Linked DNA regions of Homo sapiens: region 2 is linked to region 1. A link is a contact called in ENCODE Hi-C data. All regions are on one chromosome and are shown on one strand. The core of a region is the stretch at or near the end of the contact, and the rest is flanking DNA. Distances in the headings are between cores, read along the strand shown.

The links. Hi-C counts contacts between places; a loop is a spot of excess contacts on that map. Pooled maps may share reads with other maps.
Region 2: a map of CD8-positive, alpha-beta T cell shows a loop between it and region 1 (6-fold over the local background). The contact joins the promoter of KDM1A here to the promoter of OTUD3 in region 1. A Hi-C loop is called at or near these places in 2 of 168 maps with a recorded cell type or tissue (CD8-positive, alpha-beta T cell and naive thymus-derived CD4-positive, alpha-beta T cell) and 7 of 50 pooled maps.

What each region holds. Positions count from the first base shown.
Region 1 is chr1:19,880,300-19,886,633 of GRCh38, forward strand. OTUD3 (OTU deubiquitinase 3) reads left to right here and starts at 2,096. Exons shown (of 8, transcript NM_015207.2): 1 at 2,096-2,435. The coding sequence starts at 2,215. The region is part of intron 1 of LOC105376823 (a long non-coding RNA gene); the gene reads right to left. RefSeq lists an enhancer at 1,880-1,929 and a silencer at 2,300-2,639.
Region 2 is chr1:23,017,077-23,023,410 of GRCh38, forward strand. KDM1A (lysine demethylase 1A) reads left to right here and starts at 2,392. Exons shown (of 21, transcript NM_001009999.3): 1 at 2,392-2,871. The coding sequence starts at 2,521. RefSeq lists enhancers at 2,196-2,883, 2,884-3,569 and a silencer at 2,639-2,708.

The sequences.
Region 1 (6,334 bases), core at 846-3,345:
CACCTCAGGTGATCCGCCCGCCTCCACCTCCCAAAGTGTTGGGATTACAAGCGTGAGCCACACGCCCAGCCAAAAAGATTTTTACAAGACGGGCAAGTGTTCGCTTTTCTATCAATATGTTAGCAGTCTGTATTTACTTATTTGCTGGTGAGAAACCTTTCTTCCCTGGTTTCTAAAGTTTGAAAGTCTTTGCCCCTGAGCTCATGAGATTTCCAGAGAACTGATTCAAACAACTTCATTAAATAGGTACTTACTTCATGCCTGGGGCTTTACATTTTTATTTAATCTTTACAACTCTCTTTTGCATTCTTATTGTCATCAGAAAAATGCAAATCAAAATCACGATGAAATACCATCTCATGCCAGTTAGAATGGCTTTTGTTAAAAAGAAAAAATAGCAGATGTTGCTGAGGCTGTGGGGAAAAGGGGAACATTTTTACACTGTTGGTGGGAATGTAAATTAGTTCAGCCACTGTGGAGAGCAGTTTGGAGATTTCTCAAAGAACTAAAAATTGAACTACCACTCGACCCAGCAATCTCATTACTGGGTCTATACTCAAAGGAATATATATCGTTCTATCAAAAAGACAGATGCACCCGTATGTTCACTGCAGCACTATTCACAATAGCAAAGACATAGAATCAACCCAGGTACGCATCAACAGTGGATTAGATAAAGAAAATGTGGTATATATACACCATGGAATACTATGCAGCCATAAAAAAGAACAAAATCATGTCCAGGAAGAGGGGAGAACAGCAACATGGATACAGCTGGAAACCATTATCCTAAGTGAACTAAGGCAGAAACAGAAAACCAAATACTGCACGTTCTTATAAGTGGGAGCTAAACATTGGATACACATGGACACAAAGATGGGAACAATAGACTCTGGGGAATACAAGAGTCGGGAGGCAGTTGGGGGAAAGGGTTGAAAAACTACCTATTGTGTATTGTGTACTTTGCTCACTACCTGGGTGACAGATTCATTTGTACTCCAAACCTCAGCCTCACGCAATATAGATGGGGTTTCACCATCTTGGCCAGCTGGCCAGGCTGGTCTCGAACTCCTGACCTCAGGCGATCCCCTGGCCTCGGCTTCCCAAAGTGTTGGGATTACAGGCGTGGGCCACTGCACCTGGCCTCAGTTTTTGTTTTTGTTTTTTTGTTTGTTTGTTTTTTGAGATGGAGTCTCGCTCTGTCCCCCAGGCTGGAGTGCAGTGGTGCAATCTCGGCTCACTGCAAGCTCCGCTTCCCGGGTTCATGCCATTCTCCTGCCTCAGCCTCCCGAGTAGCTGGGACTACAGGCGCCCGCCACCACGCCCGGCTAATTTTTGTATTTTTAGTAGAGACGGGGTTTCACAGTGTTAGCCAGGATGGTCTCCATCTCCTGACTTTGTGGTCAGCCCGCCTCGGCCTCCCAAAGTGCTGGGATTACAGGTGTGAGCCATCACGCCCAGCCTGGTCTGTCTCAGTTTTAAAACGGAAAGTCCTGCATCCCAAGAAAACCTCTAGTCCAGGCAAACCTAGGTGGGTCGCTCTAGGATGGAATTAGGATTTCCAGTGGTCTTGGACAGAAGGGCGACCTCTCCCTTGAGTTACGAAGGAAGGCGGAGAGATGAAGGGCAGGATTAAATAAACAAGTATGCGGGCTTTGGAGCCAGGGCAAAGCTCTGCCTTTTAGCTGTGTGATCTTGAAATTATTTAACCACTCAGATTCAGTTTCCTGTAATTTGGGGATAATTAAACAAGAATGAGCCGTGTGAAAGTGCCTATCCAACTGTAGTAGGCTCGCAGCAAGAGTTTAAATCGTTTTTATTCATCTCCGGTCCTAACTTTTGCCGCTGCTCTGTGTTCCACTCTTCTATCATCTTTAATTTCTCTGCTTGACTTGTTCCTGCTTTGTTCTCTCTGGTCCCTCTCCGGTCGCTCCTGCCACTCACGTTGAGTACCATCCACCACTAGAGGGCGGAATAGAACAAACCAAGATGGGTGCCCCTCCAGCTCTCTATGGCGTCTGCTCGCCGAGCCCCGCAAAAGAGGCGGGGATTCCATCATGTGACCGGGGTGCTGGGCGCCGGCGCAGGCGCGGTTGCTGCGTAGTCGTCGCCGGGCTCCGTTGCCCGCGCTGTTTTACCTTCCCAACGCTTGAGGCGGACGCTGGGGGGTCCTGCGCCTTTCCCTCCTGCCGCTGGGGACTGCAGGCTAAGGCCATGTCCCGAAAGCAGGCGGCGAAGAGCCGGCCGGGCAGCGGCAGCCGGAAAGCCGAGGCCGAGCGCAAGCGGGACGAGCGGGCGGCGCGCCGGGCCCTGGCCAAGGAGCGGCGGAATCGGCCGGAGTCTGGCGGCGGCGGCGGCTGCGAGGAGGAGTTCGTCAGCTTCGCCAACCAGCTGCAGGCCCTGGGGCTGAAGCTGCGGGAGGTGCCGGGGGACGGGTGAGGCGGGCCGGGAGCGAGGGAGGCGGCGCCGGGGGACGCGCCGGGCTCGGCCTGGCGACCGTTGCCCGCTCGCGTCCATCCATCCATTCATTCGGGCGGCCCGGGCGCCTCCCGCGAGCCAGCCACGCTCCGAGTGCAGGGCGTCCAGCTGCGAGTGAGGCGGACAAGCCCCTCGCCCCGAGACGCTCGCGGGGATCCCAAAGGGTCCTAATCATGGCAGACGCCGCGAGCGAAATAGAAAGTGGGTGCTGAGACCGTATATGGGAGCAGGGCCACTGGATTGTGGCCAGGAAGGGCTCTCTCAAAGGTGACATTTAAGCTGAGTTCTGAAGGAATGAGATGGAGCCAGGCATTGGAAAAACAGTTATCATGACGATAAGACCAGTTGAAGGAGTTTGAGTAAGCCCCACTTGGTAGAACGCTTTGCCTCCTTTGAGTCCTTGGTTTTTGGGTGGTGCCCCCATTTACATTTGTGAAATTAGGTCGCCTGTTTACTGAGCTGAAGGCAGCTTCTCTAATTCTTCCTTCCATGGGCCTCAGTTTCTCTGTAAGCAAAGGTGCTTCCCCAAGCTTTCTTGGGACTTAGACTGGATCCAGGTCCAGCTTTCTTTAGGGAACGCGGAGGGGGAGAGTGGGGAGGAGGAAGAAAATTAGCTTCAAGAAAGGGGATATGGCTCCAGGAACATGGATGGAAGAAGGAAAAGGGTCAGGAAGAGGGGAGAACAGTTAGGATCCCCATTGCAGGGGCAGGTAAAAAGGGGTCTGGTTGTCAGCTGTGTCACTTTGGAAGAGAGAGTGTTAATAACAGCCTGGCTTTTGTTTTTTTCCTCCCCGTATTTGAGTGCTCAGATCCTGCAGAGGGAAGACTAAAATGAAATTAAAGACCATAAGGAATTGCCTTAGTTCATTATTATTGTTATTTTGTAGAGACGGTGATTTTGCTGTGTTGCCCAGGCTGGTCTCGAACTCCTGGCTTCAAGCGATCCTCCTGCCTCGGCCTCCCAAAGTGCCTAGATTACAGGCATGAGCTACCACCCCCGGCCAGGAATTGCCTTAGATATTAACTGCAGAATAAGGTGTTTTAAAAATTTTCACATTACATTGCAGCTTATTGATTAAGACTGTGAACTGGTCCTAATTTCCCTTTCCCACCGTTCCTGTTTATGCTCATTGCTTCAGGCAGATTGGATTTCTTTTTGCTCACAAAGAGTTCACCACACTTTGCTGCGTTGCTGTTTTTGCTTAAGATGCAGTTGGAACTTGATTACATTTATTCACCATCATCTGGCAAAGTGCTTGGTACATGGAAGGCAGTCAGTACGTTTTTGCTGAATGAAATATAAAAATAATAGAGGGAGGTCAGCTAGCCTAAGCATAAGCCCAAGACACCCTTATAGAAACAGAAATACCAATTGAATACAGTGGAATTGGCGTGGGACATTGGGGCTTTTCCTTGCAAATGATTGGATTGCTTGTGTCTGCTATACTGGGTATGGTATTCTCAATGTCAGGGTGCCCAGGAAACTGAAGTACTCAATAGAAGGTTACTTATGAGGAGGAATTAGCACAGGGAGTTGTAAACTCTTGAGGGGGCTTTCATAAGGTTATGGGAAACTTTGGGGGTACTACTTCTGCTCCCTATCCCCACACCCCCATACACACACAGCATACTTTTCAAGTTAATTCAGCACACCTTAAGTAGGGTGCTGGGAATATGTTGATGACTAAGATACTTAAGGACTTCATAGCCTAAGGTAGAAACACGTAACAGTGGGTCTCAGCTTTTTTGGTCTTAAGATCTCTTGGCATTCTTAAAAATTACTGAGAAACCGAAAGAACTTTATATGGGTTATAGCTATGAGTATTTACTGTATTAGAAAGTAAAACAAAGTTAAAACACAAGAATACACACACATTCCATTAGCTATCAGAGTGATGACTTCATGCATCAGGTAGCCTCTGGAAAACTCCACTGCACTTGTGAGAGAATGAGAATGAAAAAGGTACATTACATCTTAGTTTTGAACTCACGGATACCCTGAAAGCATATCAGAGACCTTCCCACATCTCCGGTCCCTTGAGTCACACTTTGAGAACAGATGATACAAATAATTAAAATATAGTTTGATATATTTTTAGTAACAGTGACTGATTATAATGGTACTATTGAGAAGGAAAAGGCTACTACTCTATGAATTGGCCAGGAAGTCCTTCTCGTTCATTCGGTAAATACTCATTGGATACACTGCTAGATGCCTCTCAGAGGGTGTCATGCTCTGATTGGGTCATGAAGGACCAATAGGAGTACACCAAGAGAACGGTCCCATCTGAGAAGGAGTATATATAGAGGCACAAGGACACGATGTTTTTGGGAGATCTACAGGTTGTTTAGGGTGACGGGTAGTGTAGGGCACAAGGGTAGAAGTAACGGGCAGTGAAGCTAGGCTCCAGAAACCAGCTTGACTGGAGTGCTCATGTCTCTCTTCCAAGGTTCCTGTTATTCGGACAGTGTTAGATAAAATGATCGTATTTCCTCTTGTGTGGGCTTCATGGAGCTAACCACCTTCTGTTCACAAGTTCTTCACATGAGTTCCATTAGCTGGACTGTGGTTCAGCCCTCGTCAGTATCCTAGTCCTTTCGAATGTGGTGATGACAGACTTTATCACTGCAGGGGATGGTGTTTCCTGTGTATGTGATGGGTTGGCAGGTGTCAACAGATTCTTCTACCCCCCTCAGACGGAGTCTTACTCTGCCACCCAGGCTGGAGTGCAGTGGCACAATCTTGGCTCACTGCAATCTCTGCCTCCTGGGTTCAAACAATTCTCTTGCCTCAGCCTCCTGAGTAGCTGGGATTACAGGCACCTGCTACCACAGCCAGCTAATTTGTTTGTATTTTTAGTAGAGATGGGGTTTCACCATGTTGGCCAGGCTGGTCTCGAACTCCTGACCTCATGATCCATCCGCCTTGGCCTCCCAAAGTGGTGGAATTACAGGTGTGAGCCACCGCGCCTGGACAACGGATTCTTTTATTAATGTTTATTAAGGACTCAGGTGAAATATAATGAAGTTAAAGACTATTAAAAAATAGTTGACATCTCTAGCGTTCCCTGTTTTCATTCAGATTTGATTACAATCTGGAGTAGCCTGATACAGTATCTATGAGCATGTTCATTGTTGGCAATATGGTACCTGTAGCATTCTGGAACCTGAGGGGGTTTAGGGATGAATTAACCAATATCCTGTAATACAGCCTTTACATGGGTTGAGTCAGCTTAGTGTAGATTAATCAGGGAGCTACTTAGAGGGTTTTGTAATGCTTCCTGGACCAGCTTCATATTTCACGTGTTGTCTGGAAGGTGGACCCACATAAATTGGATTCATTTTTCAAAGCAAGAAAGAAATAGTTTAACCTTGATGTTTTCCTTAAAAACATGATTGGCTATAGTGTGAAAAGAATGTATAACTCTATTTATTAGGCAGTACAATATTAACATCCCTCTGAACTTATCTAGTTGGGTCTTACTAAATGTAGTTCTGAGTTACATTACTCATTAGCAGTGTTCTAAAATTGAAACATTGAAGAATCACTAATTTTAGCTGTTTATCTTATTACTAACAAGTAGTTTATTTTTTAGTTTTGTTTTTAATATTGCAGGATCACAGTAGTAGAAGGGCATTCACACATCATCTTGTCTAATTATTGCCTGTGTCACCTGAACAGCAGTGCCATCTTTTGTGCCTCACTCAGTGGTTTTCAGTTGGGTGCCATACTAGAATATCTGGGGAGGAACTTTTGAAACAATTCAGGGCCTGGGCTCTCCCCTAGATCAACTACATCAGAATCTTAGAGTGGGGCCTGGTTATTGATGTTTTTTAAAAAAAAATTTACAGATGA
Region 2 (6,334 bases), core at 1,142-3,641, 3.1 Mb after region 1:
AATTCCAACTTTTTTAGCTGTTTCTTCTGTATTTACCTTGATATTTCTAAATAGTATGCTTATATTATTTTTTGATTTCTCAATTTTGACATTATGTATTTTATATATATATATATATATATATATATATATATATATATATATATATATATATATATATATACTTTTTTTGAGACGGAGTCTCGCTCTGTCGCCCAGGCTGGAGTGCAGCGGCGCGATCTCGGCTCACTGCTACCTCCGCCTCCTGGGTTCACGCCATTCTCCTGCCTCGGCCTCCGAGTAGCTGGGACTACAGGCGCCCGCCACCATGCCCGGCCAGTTTTTTTGTATTTTTAGTAGAGACGGGGTTTCACCGTGTTAGCCACGACGGTCTTGATCTCCTGACCTCGTGATCTGCCCGCCTCGGCCTCCCAAAGTGCTGGGATTACAGGCATGAGCCACCGCGCCTGGCCAACATTATGTATTATATTTTTATGGTGAAAAATAATTTAGCTCCCAAGCAGCACCTCCCCCAACAACCTCCCTACTTCCCTAAATCCTTAAAACCTTCTCATCTTTCTCCCCACAAACTTTCTTTTTTCTCCATTCTCTTAATGTAATTCTATCACTTTGGTTAAAACAATATTCACTGCTCGGCGGGGCGCGGTGGCTCACACCTGTAATCCCTGCACTTTGGGAGGCCGAGGTGGGAGGATCACTTGAGGTCAGGAGTTGGAGACAAGCCTAGCCAACATGGCGAAACCCTGTTTCTACTAAAAATACAAAAATTAGCCAGGCATGGTGGCACACGCCTGTAATCCCAGCTACTGGGGAGGCTGAGGCAGGAGAATCGCTTGAACTTGGGAGGCAGAGGTTGCATTGAGTCAAGATTGCACCCCTGCACTCCAGCCTGGGCAACAGAGCAAGACTCTGTCTCAAAAAAAAAAAGAAGAAACAAACAAACAAAAGAACAGAAAAAATAAATAAAACAATATTCACTGCTTACGTTTTTATGGTCATGTTAATACAGTTCACAGCTGAGCCATATGTTGTACTATGATTATATTTTCTTTCTTTTTCTTTTCTCTTTTTTTTTAGAAACGCAGTTTCACTATGTTGCTCAGGCTGGACTTGAATGAACTCCTAGGCTCAAGTGATTCTCCCACCTCAGTCTCTCGAGCAGCTGGTACTACAAGTGCGTGCCACGCCACTCGGATACATTTTCTTTCTTGCATAGCTTTTACTTTTTTTCCTTTCTACATTTGATTGCCTTTTTGTCTGTTTGCTTAGTTTTTTACAAAAAACAACTTTACTGAAGTACTACAGTTACATAAAACATACCTGTTTTACATGGATAGTTCATAGAGTTTTGACAAATATATACACCTATGTAACCATCACCCTAATCAAGATATAAAACATTTCCATCACCCCCAGCAAGTTCTTTCTTGTTCTTTTGCAGTCAACCCCCGACCCCCATCTCAGGCAAGGGCTGATTGGAGCCTATTACTGGAGATTAGTTTTACCAGTTCTTGAACTTCATGTAAATGGAATAATTTTTTGACAATTTCACTTCGAAGAGACAGACTATTAAAAAGACAATTGTTTGTGTAATAAGTACACGCATGCTAAAAGTACACGACCTGTTCCAGTTTTGGGTTAGCAAGGGATTCCTCGAAAAATTAAAAGAATAAACCGCTACTATCATTATTAGAAAGAATTAACCTGGAGTAGAAAGAGGTGTTATGTGGATGGGGATGGGGGACATGAAGGATGGGGGACATGGGGGATGGGGGACATGGGGGATGGGAGAAGCGCAAGACATGGAGTGCGAATGAGGTTGGGGTCCAGCCAGAAGGAAAAGCATGAACAAAGGCTTGGAGACAAGAGCAATTCCGTCTGGACTCAAACCTGGATTTCGTAACTTGTCTCCATTTTACTACCATCGAAACTGCTGTGCTCTCCAAGTTTTTTGCCCAGTCCAAGCAGGGCAATTATGAATAAGTAAGACGCTCTACCAACATATTTCAGTGTTTTCCCCCATTAGACTGTAAGTTCTTTGAAAGCTAGAACTTCATAATGTAACCCTTGTTACGTAGTAGGCAAGCATTAATAAATACTGGTTGAATTAACGAATAATTGGGTGAGTGAATGAACGAACGCACGCATGCAAACCCGAAAGTCCCTGGAGGAAATGGTCACCTTCGGAGGTTTAGTCTGGCCCAGAAGCCCTAAGACCACGGACTGTGCCAGGTCCCACTCCAAACGCCGGGGAGACGCTCTAGGCAAGCTACACGTTCTTTGCTGCGGTGCCACTCTAGCCGCGAGAACGCCGCTCTATGGCTGCGGGGGAGGGGCGGGGCTCGTGGGTGTCTCCGACCCTTTTTGTCCCGGCGCGGCGGGAGCGCGCTTGGCGCGTGCGTACGCGACGGCGGTTGGCGGCGCGCGGGCAGCGTGAAGCGAGGCGAGGCAAGGCTTTTCGGACCCACGGAGCGACAGAGCGAGCGGCCCCTACGGCCGTCGGCGGCCCGGCGGCCCGAGATGTTATCTGGGAAGAAGGCGGCAGCCGCGGCGGCGGCGGCTGCAGCGGCAGCAACCGGGACGGAGGCTGGCCCTGGGACAGCAGGCGGCTCCGAGAACGGGTCTGAGGTGGCCGCGCAGCCCGCGGGCCTGTCGGGCCCAGCCGAGGTCGGGCCGGGGGCGGTGGGGGAGCGCACACCCCGCAAGAAAGAGCCTCCGCGGGCCTCGCCCCCCGGGGGCCTGGCGGAACCGCCGGGGTCCGCAGGGCCTCAGGCCGGCCCTACTGTCGTGCCTGGGTCTGCGACCCCCATGGAAACTGGAATAGCAGAGACTCCGGAGGGGCGTCGGACCAGCCGGCGCAAGCGGGCGAAGGTAAGGCTCGACCCTTCCCTCAAACGACACCGCCTGGTGCCGAGCTTCCCCGAGGCTTCTCCGCCCTCCCCCGCCGCCGCCGGGTCTTGGGCCCTGCGACCACTCAGACCTCCCCTTGTATCGCTGCGCACGCCACGTCCCCTCTAGCTGGACGGGTGGGGTGAGAAAGGAAAAGTCTTTGCCGGTGTTGACTGCGGTCTTTGTGCTGGGTCCCGAGCGACGTGGGAAGGGGCATCGATGATTGCTGGGAGGGGTATTTTATTCCTTAGGTCTTTCTTGCACACCTTTTCATTTTCTTGACTGGAAAATGGCTCCCTGACGTGGGGTTACGGTTGGCGTTCTTGGAGACCTCACTTGTTTGTTCACAGATAGGTCTGGAAGCTGTTGGGCGATATTGATGGCGTTTCAGCTGGGTGCACGAGGGGGCTGTAGGTTGATGCTGAAGAAATCGCCTTAGCCGGGGAGATGAAAAGAAAGGGTCGTTTTTGCTTTTGTTTTTGTTTGAGCAAAACCCTGCTGTGTGGTAGGAGTTCTAGTCTTTTTTTTTTTCTTTTTTAAAATCCTCTCAGCGATCTTTTGGCGCAGAATTTTGCAGATGAGGAAGCTGCTGATTGAGAGAGCAAATAATAGTCAAAATGCAAATATATGGGAAGAAAAGATTTGACTCCAAACAGTATATACAGACAGTGACTGCCTCAAATGTCTGTGTCCTAGATGCTATATTCAGCGTGTCACCAACATTACTTTTTTTTGTTGTTGTTAAATATCAACGGGCAGGTATTGCTAGCCCTATTTTAGGAATGAGTAAACTGAGGCACACAATTTAAGCAACTTGCCTAAAGTCACAAAGCTAAATAAGTGATGGAAGTGGAATGTAATTCCCACATTCATGTTGTTACAGGGTATCATCAGCCCTTGAAACAAAGGACCACATGGGACACTGTGTGCAGGGCACTGGGGCAGTATTAGGGCGCAGACTTTAGACTTGGGCCTTTTCTGGAGATTTAATGGTCGGTCTAGTTGGAAAAAACAACCTGGATATATATGTGCGTGTAGTCAACATTTAAATAAAAATTTGCAGATTATATAATTTATGCCTGAAAAAATTGTCTACATAATTTTTAAGTGGGAATACCAAGTCAGTGTGTATGGGGAGCTTCTTGAGATGAGTATTACCCAGTCTGAGAGCTCTCATATTTATCTGCCTACTTGAGCCAACTCTCTAAAGTATAACCAGTGCTGGATGAAAGACCGTTTTGGAGGCAAGACTTTCTGGAGCTTTTACCAAAGCATGGGTTAGAAAAGCACAGAGGTTGGTGACACCAGCCCTCAGAAATGAAATAAAGGGCAGAAGTCAAGAGTGTTATTTTACGATTTCAATAGACAGGTGGCCAGAAGCCACGTATAAGATGTTTTTAAAAACAGATTTATTGGCTGGGCACAGTGGCTCACTCCTGTAATCCCTGCACTTTGGGAGGCCAAGGCGGGTGGATCACCTGTGGTCAGGAGTTCGAGACCAGCCTGGCCAACATGATGAAACCCCCGTCTCTACTAAAAATACAAAAAATTAGCCGGGCGTGGTGGCGGGCGCCTGTAATCCCAGCTACTCCGGAGGCTGAGTTAGGGAGAATTGCTTGAACCCGGGAGGCAGAGGTTGCAGTGAGCCCAGATCGTGCCACTGCACTTCAGCCTGGGCAACAAGAGCGAAACTGTCTAAAAGCAAACAAAAAAACAGGCTTATTGGGATAATGCATGTATAATAATATTCACCATTTTAAAATGTATGATTCAGTGGTTTTTAGCATATTTACAAGATTGTACAGCCAACACCACAATTGATTTTAGAACCTTTTCATCATCCCCAAAGACATCTGTATCATTAGCAGTCACTCCCCAGTCCTCCCTACCCCCAGTCCCTGGCAACCACTAATCTACTCTTTGTCTATGGATTTGTCTATTCTGAACATTTTATATAAAATCTTATGTAGCCTTTTGTATTTGGCTTTAGCATGTTTTCAGGGTTCATTCACGTTGTAGTGCTTTCATTCAGTACTTGATAACTCTTTATGGCTGAATAATATTCCATTGTATGGATATACCAAATTTGGTTTACCCATTCATCATTTGACGCACATTGGGGTTTGTTTCCAAGTCTTGGCTATTTTACATAATGCTGCTGTGAACATTAATGTACAGTTTATTTTGTGAATATGTTTTCAGTTCTCTTTGGGTGTGGGCCTAGGAATTCCTGGGTTTTATGTTAATTCTAGGTTTTACTTTTGAGGTATAGCCAAACAGTTTCCCATAGCAGCTGCACCATTTTACATTCCCATTAGTAAATATATGAGGGTTCCAGTTTCTCCAATGTTCTTCTTCGTTTTTTTTTTTTTGTTGTTGTTGTTTTTGAGATGGGGTTTCGCTTTTGTTGCCCAGGCTGGAGTGCAGTGGCATGACCTCGGCTCACTGCAACATCCGCCTCCAAGGTTCAAGTGATTCTCCTGCCTCAGCCTCCCGAGTAGCTGGGATTATAGGCATGCACCACCATGCCCGGCTAACTTTGTATTGTGTTTTTAGTAGAGATGGGGTTTCTCCATGTTGGTCAGGCTGTTTCAAACTCCTGACCTCAAGGTGATCTGCCCACCTCGGCCTCCCAAAGTGCTGGGATTACAGGCATGAGCCACTGCGCCTGGCCTTCTTCTTCTTTTTTTTTTTTTTTTTTTTTTTTGCTGAGACAGTCTCTCTCTGTCACCACCCAGGCTGGAGTGCAGTGATGTGATCTCGGCTTACTACAGCCTCCTCCTCCTGGGTTCAAGCGATTCTCCTGCCTTAGCCAGCCGAGTAGCTGGGATTACAGGCACCTGCCACCACCTCTGGCCAGTTTTTGTATTTTTAGTAGAGACAGGGTTTCACCATGTTGGCCAGGATGGTCTTAAACTCCTGGCCTCAAGCCATCCACCCACATCGGCCTCCCAAAGTGCTGGGATTACAGGTGGAGCCACCTTGTTGAGCCTCCATATCCTTCTTGACATTTAATATTGTTTGTCTTTTACTGTAGCCATCCTATTGGGGGTAAAGTGGTATCTCATTGTGGTTTTGATATGCAGTTCCCTAATGACTAATGATGTTGGGCATCTTTTCATGTGTTTATTAGCCATTTTTATATTTTTGTTGAAATGACTATTCAAATCCTTGGCTCATTTTTAAAAATTGAGTTGTCTTCATCATTTTCTAGTAAGAGTTCTTTACATATTCTGGTTACGGAAATTTGTGATTTTGATGAGATCCAATTTATTCTTTTGCTCCCTTTACTTCTGGTGTTATATCTAATAAACCATTGCCTTATCCAATGTCACGAGGATTTACTCCTATGTTTTCTTCTAAGAGTTTTTTAGTTTTAGCTCTTGCATTTATGTCGATGATCTTTTCTCAGTTAATTTTTGTATATGGTGTGAGGTAGGGGTTC